Linked DNA regions of Homo sapiens: region 2 is linked to region 1. Evidence: read pairs that join two places in POLR2A ChIA-PET (ENCODE). Cell type or tissue: OCI-LY7. All regions are shown on one strand. Links, peaks and the distances in the headings refer to the core of each region. The heading gives the core; the rest is flanking DNA.

Evidence for each region. ChIA-PET counts read pairs that join two places held together with the same protein. Peaks named below come from ENCODE experiments on the same cell type or tissue, not always from the same donor. Only the 100,000 strongest peaks of a DNase experiment are listed, where the experiment ranks them.
Region 2: POLR2A ChIA-PET joins it to region 1 with 9 read pairs; 3 of 35 experiments call an interaction of 5 or more read pairs at or near these places.

Annotation. Positions count from the first base shown.
Region 1 is chr18:9,014,191-9,020,119 of GRCh38, forward strand. It overlaps the pseudogene RPS4XP19. Among named protein-coding and RNA genes, the nearest start is that of NDUFV2, 86 kb to the right of the region's middle. RefSeq lists enhancers at 2,327-3,151, 2,876-4,075, 3,296-3,365, 3,526-3,635 and a silencer at 2,746-2,845. In OCI-LY7, for the core only: no CTCF peak of the experiment used is centred there; a DNase peak (open chromatin) is centred at 3,371.
Region 2 is chr18:8,814,353-8,820,281 of GRCh38, forward strand. MTCL1 (microtubule crosslinking factor 1) reads left to right here. Exons shown (of 15, transcript NM_001395333.1): 12 at 4,611-4,907. Among named protein-coding and RNA genes, the nearest start is that of GACAT2, 110 kb to the left of the region's middle. RefSeq lists an enhancer at 4,285-4,786. In OCI-LY7, for the core only: no CTCF peak of the experiment used is centred there; no DNase peak of the experiment used is centred there.

The DNA of each region.
Region 1 (5,929 bases), core at 458-5,457:
TGAAGAGCTTTGTGTTCAGTTTCAACAAGTCAACTCTCCATTGAAATGTGAATGAACTTTGTGGAGAGACCTTTCTATGGCAGCCTACTCTTATACTGGGCCCATGAGGCCAGTTCAAGGCCATGGACAGTTGTACATTGTTGAATACTGCACAAGGACATTACACCTAAGGGGACTTTTCACATTGTAGGCATGTCATGTGTATTTATCGTGACAGTTTCCTGGCATATGGAAGCAACATATCTTGTACTACCAAAAATCAGTATATGGTAGTAATTTCCCAACAAATACAAATACAATTTCCTAAGGAAGATATCCCGTTGTCCATTAGCATAAAAGTACTGCACCATACCAGCAGGTGCACCTCTGAGATCTGCTTGTCCCCACCTGATGTCTGTGCCTCTGCTGCTTATTCCAGGAGCAGGTGCAGTTGCCACACCACCACCCAGCACTCAGCCTCCCCTGGCAGAGGAACATGACCACCATTACGTCCTCTGTAGCTACAGCCCCAGCACCCAGGTGGGAGTCAAGCAGACCCCCACGGGCTTTGACTGCCCCGGGGGGCTGCCCAGAGGAACACAGAGTAACACACTCAGAAACATGGGGGAGATAACACCCCAAGGAAGGAACATGGACCAGTGAGAGTTGGGAGATGGGAGAAGCTGACAGATAAATGGCTCATTCAAGCTTCCCATGGCTTCTTGCGCCATTCCAAGAGCAATGGCTCCATGCAGCCTCTCCAGAGGTTCATGTCCTTGTGAGATGGTCACCAGCTTTTTCTTACACCACCTCTTATCTGTGTTCCCTCCTTCCCACCTCACAGCCCTCGCCCCTCACCTTGGTGCTCTGGGATTGCCCACCTCCCGCCAGCCCAGTACATTAGTGCTGTGGGCTGGGGAGCCTGGGTCACCATACACTCCACTGGGCTGATGGCCTCCCTGGGCCAGTCTGTGTGTTACAGATGTGCATATAAACACAAGCCAGATTTGATCGGGCGCGGTGGCTCATGCCTGTAATCCCAGCACTTTGGGAGGCCAAGGTGGGAGGATCACTTAAGGGAAGGAGTTCGAGGCTGCAGTGAGCTGTGATCACGCCACCGCACTCCAGCCTGGGTGACAGATCAAGACCCCCATCTCTAAATAGATAAATAAATAACAGGCTGAGAGGGGTGGCTCATGCCTGTAAGCCCAGCACTTTGGGAGGCCAAGGTGGGAGGATCACTTAAGGGAAGGAGTTCGAGGCTGCAGTGAGCTGTGATCACGCCACCGCACTCCAGCCTGGGTGACAGATCAAGACCCCCATCTCTAAATAGATAAATAAACATCAGGCTGAGAGGGGTGGCTCATGCCTGTAATCCCAGCACTTTGGGAGGCCAAGGCAGGAAGATTGCTTGAGCCCAGGAGTTTGAGACCAGCCTGTACAACATAGTGAGATCTCATCTCTAAATTCTAAAAAGTATAAAAATAAATAAATAACACAAGCCAGATTCCAAGCAATTGGAAGTGTTTTTGAACCATGCAAAGAGAGAGGAATTTGCCCCACTAACCACATGGAAAACTTTCCTAAAACTCTCATTTTGATATGACTTTTCCCCAAAGCCCCACCCTCCAGTACAGCTGCTCAAATTTCCCTCTGGTCCCTCCAGTACCTCAAAACCCTCCCTTCGCATCCTTTCTCACACTAAACCAGAGCTGCTCACCTTTTAACTTTCGTTACCTGGCTCCAGCTCTGGCTCTCCCTTTATCATACACATTTCTCATTGGAATGACCCCTTCCCACCCACCTCCAAGAGAGGCTGGGTGTGTAACCCCGCAGAGAATCACATCTCCTTAGGAGGGGAGAAGGGAGAGTGGTTGGTAAGAATTATAATTTAACATAATTGTTTTGGGCCTGCAGGAGTTGATCACTAAACGCTACAATTACTTCTGTCGACTGAAGGAAAAAAGATCAAGCTTTTAAAGAATTAAAGTTAGTTTTATTCAGAAGTCTCACTGAGGCCTACAGCCCAGAAGCAGACCTCTAGAGAGGTTCCATGAGACTACACCGTGTTTCAGCTCTATGCTTATATACAGGTGTGGAGGTTTAGTATCTGCAAAATCTCATCAAACTTGCTCAGAAGTTACACTGGGCGTAAAGTGCACCTGGTTATAGATTACATAGGCATAATCACTAACTTGCCAAACATGATCTTATGTATAGGAAAAGGCAAGGACTGGGGCCGTTTATCTTTTTTTTTTTTTTTTTCTTTTTTTTTTTTTTTGAGACAGTCTTGCTCTGTTGCCCAGGCTGGAGTGCGGTGGCACAAACATATCTCACTGCAGCCTCAACCTCCTGGGCTCAAGCGATCCTCTTGCCTCAGCCTCCCGAGTAGCTGGAACCACAGGTATGGGCCACCGTGGCTGGCTAATTTTTCATAGAGATTGGAGCAGGGATCTCACTTTGTCACCCAGGCTGATTGGTCTTAAACTCGTGGGCTCAAGTAATCATCCGGCCTCGGAGTCCCAAAGTGCTGGGATTACAGGCGTGAGCCACTGCTCCTGGCCTCATTTATGTTTTAAGGAATATAGTGACTCAGGCAAGAGAGTTGGGGGTCGTGTGCTGTAGCCTGTTTTGTCCTCAAAGCGTCTTTCCCCAGAGCTGCAAGTTGCCAGGGGTCTGGGGCTTTGTGAAATTCTACTGCAGGCAGAAAGGAGGCACGTGGCTTCTTACATTTGCTACTTTGTCTTACATTTCTATTGTTATAATCCCTCCAGGCCCTCTCACCCGACTTGACCTTGAGACTAATGGGTGTGTTGGAAAGATGCTGGCAAGGTCTGAGGGCACAGCCTGTGGCGGAGGCGGGGCCAGGCAGGCCTAGCCCCTCAGCCAGGCCGTGAGGCCCAGGGCCCTGCCGGGTGGGCGCTCTCTGGGAACTGCACGCAGAGGTGCCTCGTACCCCCAACCACGCCCCACAGGGACACCTGAACCTCCAGAGGAAGGAAATGAGTCTGGAGGAGCCGTAGACGAAAGAGATGCCGCCTCCTGCGGCTGGGATCACTCACAGATGCCTCAGGGAGGCGGCCAGCCCTGAGTCACGCTGAGCTCTGAGCGGGCTGTGACTCAGCGCGACCGCGGCCCCTTGGCTGCGCCTGGGTTGATTTGCGCCCCGCTTGTTTTCTGCAGAAGACAAGGCCGTCTCGGATTAGACTGCTCCTCCTAAACAACCAGCAATTGTTTTTCTTCCTCAAAGTGCAGTTTCCCTCTGGCACAACCAAAAATAAACACAAACCAGGCTCCTGCCAAAGGAGGGGCAGTCCCTGGGGCGCCCACCGCACGCATGTGAGAGCTCGCAGGCCACCTGCCAATCATGAATCTGTTAAGGAAGCGGCCACGAAGGCAGAGAAACCTCTCCCATCGCAGGTTGCGCTGCGATGCACAGGGGCGCTGACTGTTGAGTTGGCGCTCTGTTTATTTCCCCAACTGCCTCCTCTCAGGTTCCGTCCCAACTGCTGGACTCACTGCCGCGTGGGCCTGAGCACATTTCCTTGGCACATTGTCCTCGGTGGAAGTTTTTTCTTCTCGATTTGGTGAGTCAGAGCTGGCTCACACACAAACACCAAGCAGCAGCCTCAGGGACTAAAGTGCTTTAAGGACACGAGGACCTATCCTCCCTCCCCCTATCTCAGTGAGGTGGGCGCAGAGTTCCTGAAACCTGGCCCAGTGCAGTTCATTTGACAGGGAGAGGCTGAAAATGCAAATCACCCCAGCGTAAGTGAGTGCACAGCAAAGACCACGACCTGGCTGCAGCTTATCCTAAAATCCTGAAGTCAGGGAACACCGTGCCCACAGGAAGAGCTGGGCAGCCTGAACCATACTAAGATGTCCCAGGGTGAACCGGAGCCACTGGTTAGTCACACTGACTTCACATTTCCTTCGTGAGAAGGAACTGAAGACAGATTCCAGAACTTGCTGTGTGTAGAATGTATAGTTCATTGCATGTAAGTAAACTCATGTGGTTCCGAATCTATAGGATCAATTCAGCCATTTTAGTGTTATGTCCATGACATCTGAATTTATAAAAATCTAAGTGTCCCTAGCTAGAGATACCTGAAACTAAACAGGCCCTACTTACTATTCATTTTATTTTTGAATAGATAATTCACTCATATATTCAGATATCAAATCCTCATAAAATGATATACATTAAGAATTCTCACTTCCATGCTGTTCTCATTCCTCTCTGCCCCCATAAGCAACCACTTTTACTGCTTTTTAATACATCCTTCCAGTGTATCATTATGCAAATATAAACAAAAATTAATATACTTCTGTGGTTGTCAGAATAATGGCCTCCCAAAAATGTCCATGTGCTAATCCCCAGAACCTATTAATTTGTTACTTTATGTGGAATAAGGACTTTGCAGATGTGATTGAACTGAGGATCTTGAGATTGGAGATTATTCTGGATGACCCCAGTGGGCCCAATGTAACCACAGGTGACCTTCTAAGGGGGAGGCAGAAGGGTCAGAGTCCGAAAAAAAGAGAGCTTGGAAGATGCTATACTGTTGGTTTTGAAGATGGAGGAAGGGGCCATGAACCAAGGAATGCATGCAGCCTCAAGAAGCTAACAAGGCAAGGAAATGGATTGTTTCCTAGAGCCTCCAGGAAGGCAGTGTTCCTTAGACTTCTGACCTCCAGAACTAGCAGTGAATAAATGTGTGCTATTTTAAACCACTAAATTAATAGTAGTTTGTTACAGAAACCACAGGAAATGAACACAACTATTTCCACCTTTTTCTTTTTTTAAAACTGTTATTTTAGGTTCAGGGATGCATGTGCAGGTTTGTTATATAGGTAAACTCATGATATGGGGGTTTGTTGTACAGATTATTTCATCACCCAGGTACTAAGCCTAATACCCAGTAGTTATTTTTTCTGATCCTTTCCCTCCTTCCACCCTCTGCCTTCAAGTAGGCCCCAGTGTGTGTTGTTCCCCTCTTTGTGTCCACGTGTTCTCATTATTTAGCTCCCACTTATACATGGGAATACATAGTATTTGGTTTTCTGTTTCTGCATTAGTTTGCTAAAGATAATGGCTTCCAGTTCCATCCATGTTCCCAAAAAGACACGATCTCTTTCTTTTTATGGCTGCATAGTACTCCACGGTGTGTATGTACCATATTTCCACTGTTCACAATAGCAAAGATATGGAATCCACTTTTTTCTTAAATGAAAGTTAGCATACCCTGTATAGGGTAACCCAAAAGCCTTGGCGGAACTTTAGGCATGAATAACTTCAGAATTATAAATGCTACAAACAACATCACTTGGAAGTTGTATTATATAAATCTCTTTTACACTTATTTAGTTTTGTGAATTTTAAATAGTACATTTTATTTTTTGTTTCAGTATCTCTGATCGAAGATAGAAAACAATAGTGAAACAAAAACATTAAGTTTAAAATTTATTATTCCAAGTTCACAAGACTAAATAAGTGAATAAGAAATGTATACAAGGCTGAGCATGTTGGCTCATGCCTGTAATCCCAGCCCTTTGGGGGACTGAGGTAGGTGGATTGTTTGAGCTCAGGAGTTTGAGACCAGCCTAGCAACATGACAAAAACCTGTCTCTACCCAAAAAAAAGAAAATTAGCCAGGTGTGGTAGTACATGCCTGTGGTCCCAGCTACTTCAGAGACTGAGGTAGGAGGGTCGCTTCAGCCCAGGAAGTTGAGGCTGCAGTGAGCGGTGGTGGCACTACTGCACTCCAGCCTGGGAAACAGAGTGAGACCCTGTCTCAAAAAACAATAAAATAAAATAAAATAAAAAGCTCTTTCCATGCCTAATGCTGTCATGGTTGTGGTCCCAAGAAGCATCTGAAATGGGCAGCAGCTCCATAGCATTTGATGCTGGATAAATTGACCCGCGTGTTTGCTCCTCATCGATCCACCC
Region 2 (5,929 bases), core at 279-5,278, 200 kb before region 1:
AAGAAGGAAAGTACACTGCAGATAGAAAAGCTGAAACTCTTCGTAGGTTTGACCACTTACACAAATGAGTCACCTTACTAATCTTTGATATTCCCCAAATCCTATCAAGAGGAATGCTGGCCATTTCCTTTCTGGCTTGGAAATGCAGCACTTGTGAAGAGTCTCCTGTATTAAATCTCCTGTGTATGTCGTTGCTCTATGGTTAGGTGGAAATTTTAGGGATAGAAGTGGCATATATTCTTTGAAAATGGCCACTAATTTATTATATCCAACTTAGTTGACCGGTGTCACAGTAACTCCAGGCAACTTGTCACCAGGGAGCTTCATTCTTGGCCCGTGCTCTAGGGCCACTCACTTTTTACATCCCTCCTGTACCCCAGTGAGGCCATCATGATCCCTGCCATGCCCCCTTTAGGGTGCCCTTCGCCTGTTAGCCATGGTGGCTTGTTGGACTTGTCACAGGCTTCATTTCTTTGGGAAGTCACACCTTGGATATAAATTAAGCAAGTCTTTTAGGTTTTTATTTTTACTTTTGGGAATGAAGAATTTCTAGTAAAGGAAAAATTAGATACATGTGGTGATACTCAACTTTCGAAAAGTCAGTGACTTACAGGAAACAACAGGTGCTGGAGAGGATGTGGAGAAATAGGAACACTTTTACACTGTTGGTGGGACTGTAAACTAGTTCAACCATTGTGGAAGTCAGTGTGGCGATTCCTCAGGGATCTAGAACTAGAAATATCATTTGACCCAGCCATCCCATTACTGGGTATATACCGAAAGGATTATAAATCATGCTGCTATAAAGACACATGCACACGTATGTTTATTGCGGCAGTATTCACAATAGCAGAGACTTGGAACCAACCCAAATGTCCAACAATGGTAGACTGGATTAAGAAAATGTGGCACATATACACCATGGAATACTATGCAGCCATAAAAAAGGATGAGTTCATGTCCTTTGTAGGGACATGGATGAAATTGGAAATCATCATTCTCAGTACTGTCGCAAGGACAAAAAACCGAACACCGCATATTCTCACTCATAGGTGGGAATTGAACAGTGAGATCACATGGACACAGGAAGGGGAACATCACACTCTGGGGACTGTTGTGGGGTGCGGGGAGGTGGGGGATAGCATTAGGAGTTATACCTAATGCTAAATGACGAGTTAATGGGTGCAGCACACCAGCATGGCACATGTATACATATGCAACTAACCTGCACATTGTGCACATGTACCCTAAAACTTAAAGTATAATAATAATTAAAAAAAAAAACATTAACATTAAAAAAAAAAAAAGAAAAGTCAGTGACTTAAAGATGAACCACAGCCTCATTTTGAGACTATATTTTGGAAAGGTAATAGTGGTCAGGAGCTGACCTCCAATTCCAGGTTATCAGTATTGAAACAGTTCGGCCAAACTGACAGCCTCAGAACCCAGTCCTCAAGGTGGACATCTTTGAGCATCATAGATCTGAAACACGTGAGTTTCGGGCATGCATCTGTTCATGAAATCTGTGTGATGGATCCCACAGTCTTTGTACAATGATGTCATTGCTGTTTTTAGAAGAGGATTGGTTACAAATGAACTGATGCTTCAGACATGCAATGGTGGCTTTCAAAAATAAATCTGGCCTTTTCCCCAAAATATTAAACATTTTTAAAGAAGACTTCTTAAATCTCAGTGCCCCATCCGGAAATTGAGGTAAAGCAATTATAGGCATTCACCAGACTTCCTGAAAAGAGGATGTTGGTTCAAGTGTGTATGGGTGTATATAGATTTTGTTCATTTATCAGTTATTGGGTTGCTTGTTCATTTAACTTTTAGCTACATACTCCGTAGATAAATGAGAGATGTAACTGAACATTCTTCACAATGTATACTCTCAACATTTGACTACTTGGTAAGCCATATAATATAACCTTGACTGTGATAACCTAATACAGATGGTGAAAGCAGTAACACTAAATCCATTTTCCACTTTCAGAACACATGCTTCATACTTGTCCGCTGTCATTAAATTCCTACATAATTTCTGCACCACATGAGGCATGTTATGTGATGTATGACTGTGGGAATGTGGCTAAGGTCATATAACACATTTTATCTCTCTTATCAGCGTCTCTTGTCTCAATCCAAGTTTGATTGCGGGGTGGGGGTAGGAGACTTTTATGGAGTCACACTACATTTCTCCTTAGAATTGTTGAGTTCCCAGTTAACATGCAGATGATGTAAAACTTGCTGTTATATTTGCTGTACTTGTCAAGCAAAAAGGGTCATCCATTCATTCTCCTTCCAGTAACTTTCTTAAATCAGCTGCCATTCTTTTAAAAACTCCATTCTTTTAAAACCTGTTACAAAGTGGCCTTTTTTCTTTCTACCAGTCTGGGGAAGGTGACACTCTCGAGGGTTTATTGTTTCCTGTATTAAAATACAAATCTTTAAAATGTTCGACTTGCATTAAAAGTTGTTTTACTGCAAGATTGCAAGTAGGTGCTGATGCTGGCTGAAATGACTCCTATAGGAAACCCTCCCTCTCTGAGGACTCGTTCTATTACAACACCCCAGAGGCATCTTAGCAGCAGATATCTCCACCACAACCACTCCAGTTCAATTTTAGGAAACCTAACACTTAGCAGCTTGAGTACAAGTTGCTCCTGGCTGCCTGGGTTTATTTTTGAAATCCTACTTTACTGAGTTAGAAGGTGCTTGTTCATAGCCCTCCTCTTTAGTCATTCTTTTCCCCCTTCACTCACACCCTCAGTGCACATTTGCAGCTTCAGATGGGATTCTTGCATTTTAATTTCTTGCCCAAAATAGCTTAGAGATGATCATGTGTTGAAACTAAATTGTGCCGACATGCATTAAATGAACATATAAAAAGCCTTCCCTTTTTTTTTTTTTTTTTTTTTAAAGAAAGCAGTTAGCATCTTTAAGACAACTGCAAAGAACTGTGTCATCATCAGGGAGGTGGAGGAGGAGAGAGCAGAGGGGCAAAGCTAAAACGTAGAGTTTTTAGGTTTTGCTGGGTCCCTAATTTGACTGTGAACTGCCTCAGATGCTAACGTGTCAGCTTTGGCTGAATCAGACTCCATCTTTCTCAAAGGTAAAGATAAATCTCTGTTCTGCCACCTTAGAAATCACTAACAATGAGCAAACGTCCTTTTGTCTTTACTGTCTCATATGGCTTTCTTCCTGACTATACAGAAACCATATTTACGTCCAACTTGTGGATGAATGCTCCAATTAGGACACAGAGATGCAGTTTGTAGTGATGCTTAAAAAAAAATGAATTGATCTGCATTCAAGGAGGTTTTAGAATTTCCTGGAACGGTCTCAGCACTTGAGGACTTCAAATCATTATTTGGCCACTCCTTCAGGTCAAATCCAAATGTCACTTTCATCGTTCAGATACTTTGCTTATTCAAAAGAGCAGTCAATCCAGTAGTGTGAGCTTGTCATCCAATAAAGGCACCATTAAAGATTCATAGGCGGAAATAGCTTCAGGTCTCAGTTGTGCTTTCTGTGGCTGTTTTAGAAAGGGAAGCAATGAGGAGGGATCAGAAGAATGGAGTGGAAGCTGGTGAGGGCTCCTCTGGGGAGGGAGGCCGTGCGCCCTGCAAGCCATTTGCCTGCCTGCCTCAGCAGTTCCTTGTGATTTCATATGGGCTCCCTTCCTGAGCCACCTCCACGAAATCTCCATCTAGTGCCGCAAAACAGCCCAGAAAGGCATAATGCCCTTATGTGGGCTGGGCTCCCACTAGACGGCATGACTCCGGTGAGCCCACGTGCACAACCCATCTTACAGATAAGGAAACTGAGCTCAGGAGAGTCGGGAACTTGCACCTGCCTGCAAACCAGCAAGCCACACGTTAATGGTTCCAACTCAGGTCTTCTAACTCCAGGTGGCCCTGTGCTTGCCCACTACCGCTTCTTGAGTTCAACCAAGTCAGGGAAAAAAGTATGACTCTAACGTAATGTGGCTTTTTTTTTTTCTTCACTCAGTCATACCAGATCTTTACTTGCGTTATAGCTAAGTTTGTATCCTCTCAAATAAAGTGTAAGTTATGTTTAACACCAAATGGTTACAAACTCAAGTTTGCTCACTTGAATTACTGATAGGACCTGTTCCACATGCCCTGGGGCTAGTTAGGAAAATCAGATTCACACTCAGAAGTTTGCTATCACTGATAGTATTCCACTGAGTATGTCTTCACTTCTGAAGGAAGTTCCAAAGAGAGTTTTAAACATGTTCTTTAACAGTATTAGATTAAAAAATAGTAATAAATGTAAAATTTCCCATGAGCACAACACTCAGAGTTATGTACAATAACACATATATTGGTGTCAGAAAGAGTTCACCATACTCGTACGTGGTTAATGCAGATTTTCTGGGCCAGATAAAATTGTGGGTTTTGTAAAGCATCTGTAATGTTGTGTTACATTTTGAAATTAAGATCAGAACTTTAAGAACATTTGCTTCTCACAATATTTTTCAAACTGACCTATGTGTAATTGCAAATTGTGGAGAAACGATGTTCTTAGGGAGACCATCAGACAGAAAAGTGAGGCTAATTATTTTCATTTTTAAAATTCTCAAGTTGCAGAAAGAGAACAGTCCCCGGAGAGGTGGCAGTTTCCTCTGTGATCAAAAAGACGGCAACGTTCGCCCCTTTCCCCACCAGGGAAGCCTCCGCATGCCCCGTCCAGTGGCCATGTGGCCTTGTGCAGATGCTGACTCCATCCCGTTTGAAGACCGGCCGCTGTCCAAGCTGAAGGAGTCGGACAGGTGCTCGGCCAGTGAGAATCTCTACCTGGATGCCTTGTCCCTGGATGACGAGCCAGAAGAGCCACCAGCCCACAGGCCCGAGAGGGAGTTCAGGAACCGCCTCCCTGAGGTCAGCCAGGTTTTGTCCATCCTAGTTAACCACTGTGGAATGAGGGAGCCGTCATGAAACCTAAGAGGCATCTGCCAGATTCCTCTCCTGGCAGGCTCTAGCACTTTTGCATACAGCAACCTCCGAATTGAGTAAAAATGAAATCTTCACAACACCAAGGGTTTTGCTTCACCCTAAATTAGCATGCTCTGCTGTCAGTTTAACTTTGCCCCCTTGTTTCAGGTTTAGAAATACTGGACTAGAGTCCTATACAAAAGGAAGGTCTCACAAATAAGTGTGTCCCATAAAACACACAAGAGGAAGTAAATAATTCTGGGAAGTGTATATGCTCAACTTTTTCTTTTTTCTTTTGATTTTTTTGGAGATGGAGGTCTCACTCTCTTGCCCAGGGTGGAGTGGAGTGTCTGATAACGACTCACCACAGCCGTGACCTCCTAGGCTCAATTGATCCTTCCCCCTCAGCCTCCTGAGTAGCTGGGACCACAGGCACATGCTACCATGCCTGGCTAATTTATTTTGTTTTATTTTTTAAGTAGAGACAGGGTCTCCCTATGTTGCCCAAGCTGGTCTCGAACTCCTGGGCTCAAGTGATCTGTCTGCCTTGGCTTCCCAAAGTGCCGGGATTACAGGTATGAGCTACCACACCCAGCCTCAACTTTTCTTGAAATAATAGTACAGTCTTCTGAGTCTAGAAAACTAATAACCAAAAATATTCTGGGCAAAGGGAAAAAAATCCAACACTTAGAAACCTTACATAAATTAGACCACCAAATGGGTGAGCTAAGCTGTAGACATTTCCATGGCACAGCGTTAGTTATGTTTTTCTGGTTTTAATATTTTTAAAACCTTGTTTTAAAAGTTGTTCTAGGGCCGGATGTGGTGGCTCATGCCTGTAATCCCAGCACTTTGGGAGGCCGAGGTGGGCGGATCACGAGGTCAGGAGATCGAGACCATCCTGGCTAACACGGTGAAACCCTGTCTCTACTAAAAATACAAAAAAATTAGCCAGGCGTGGTGGCGGG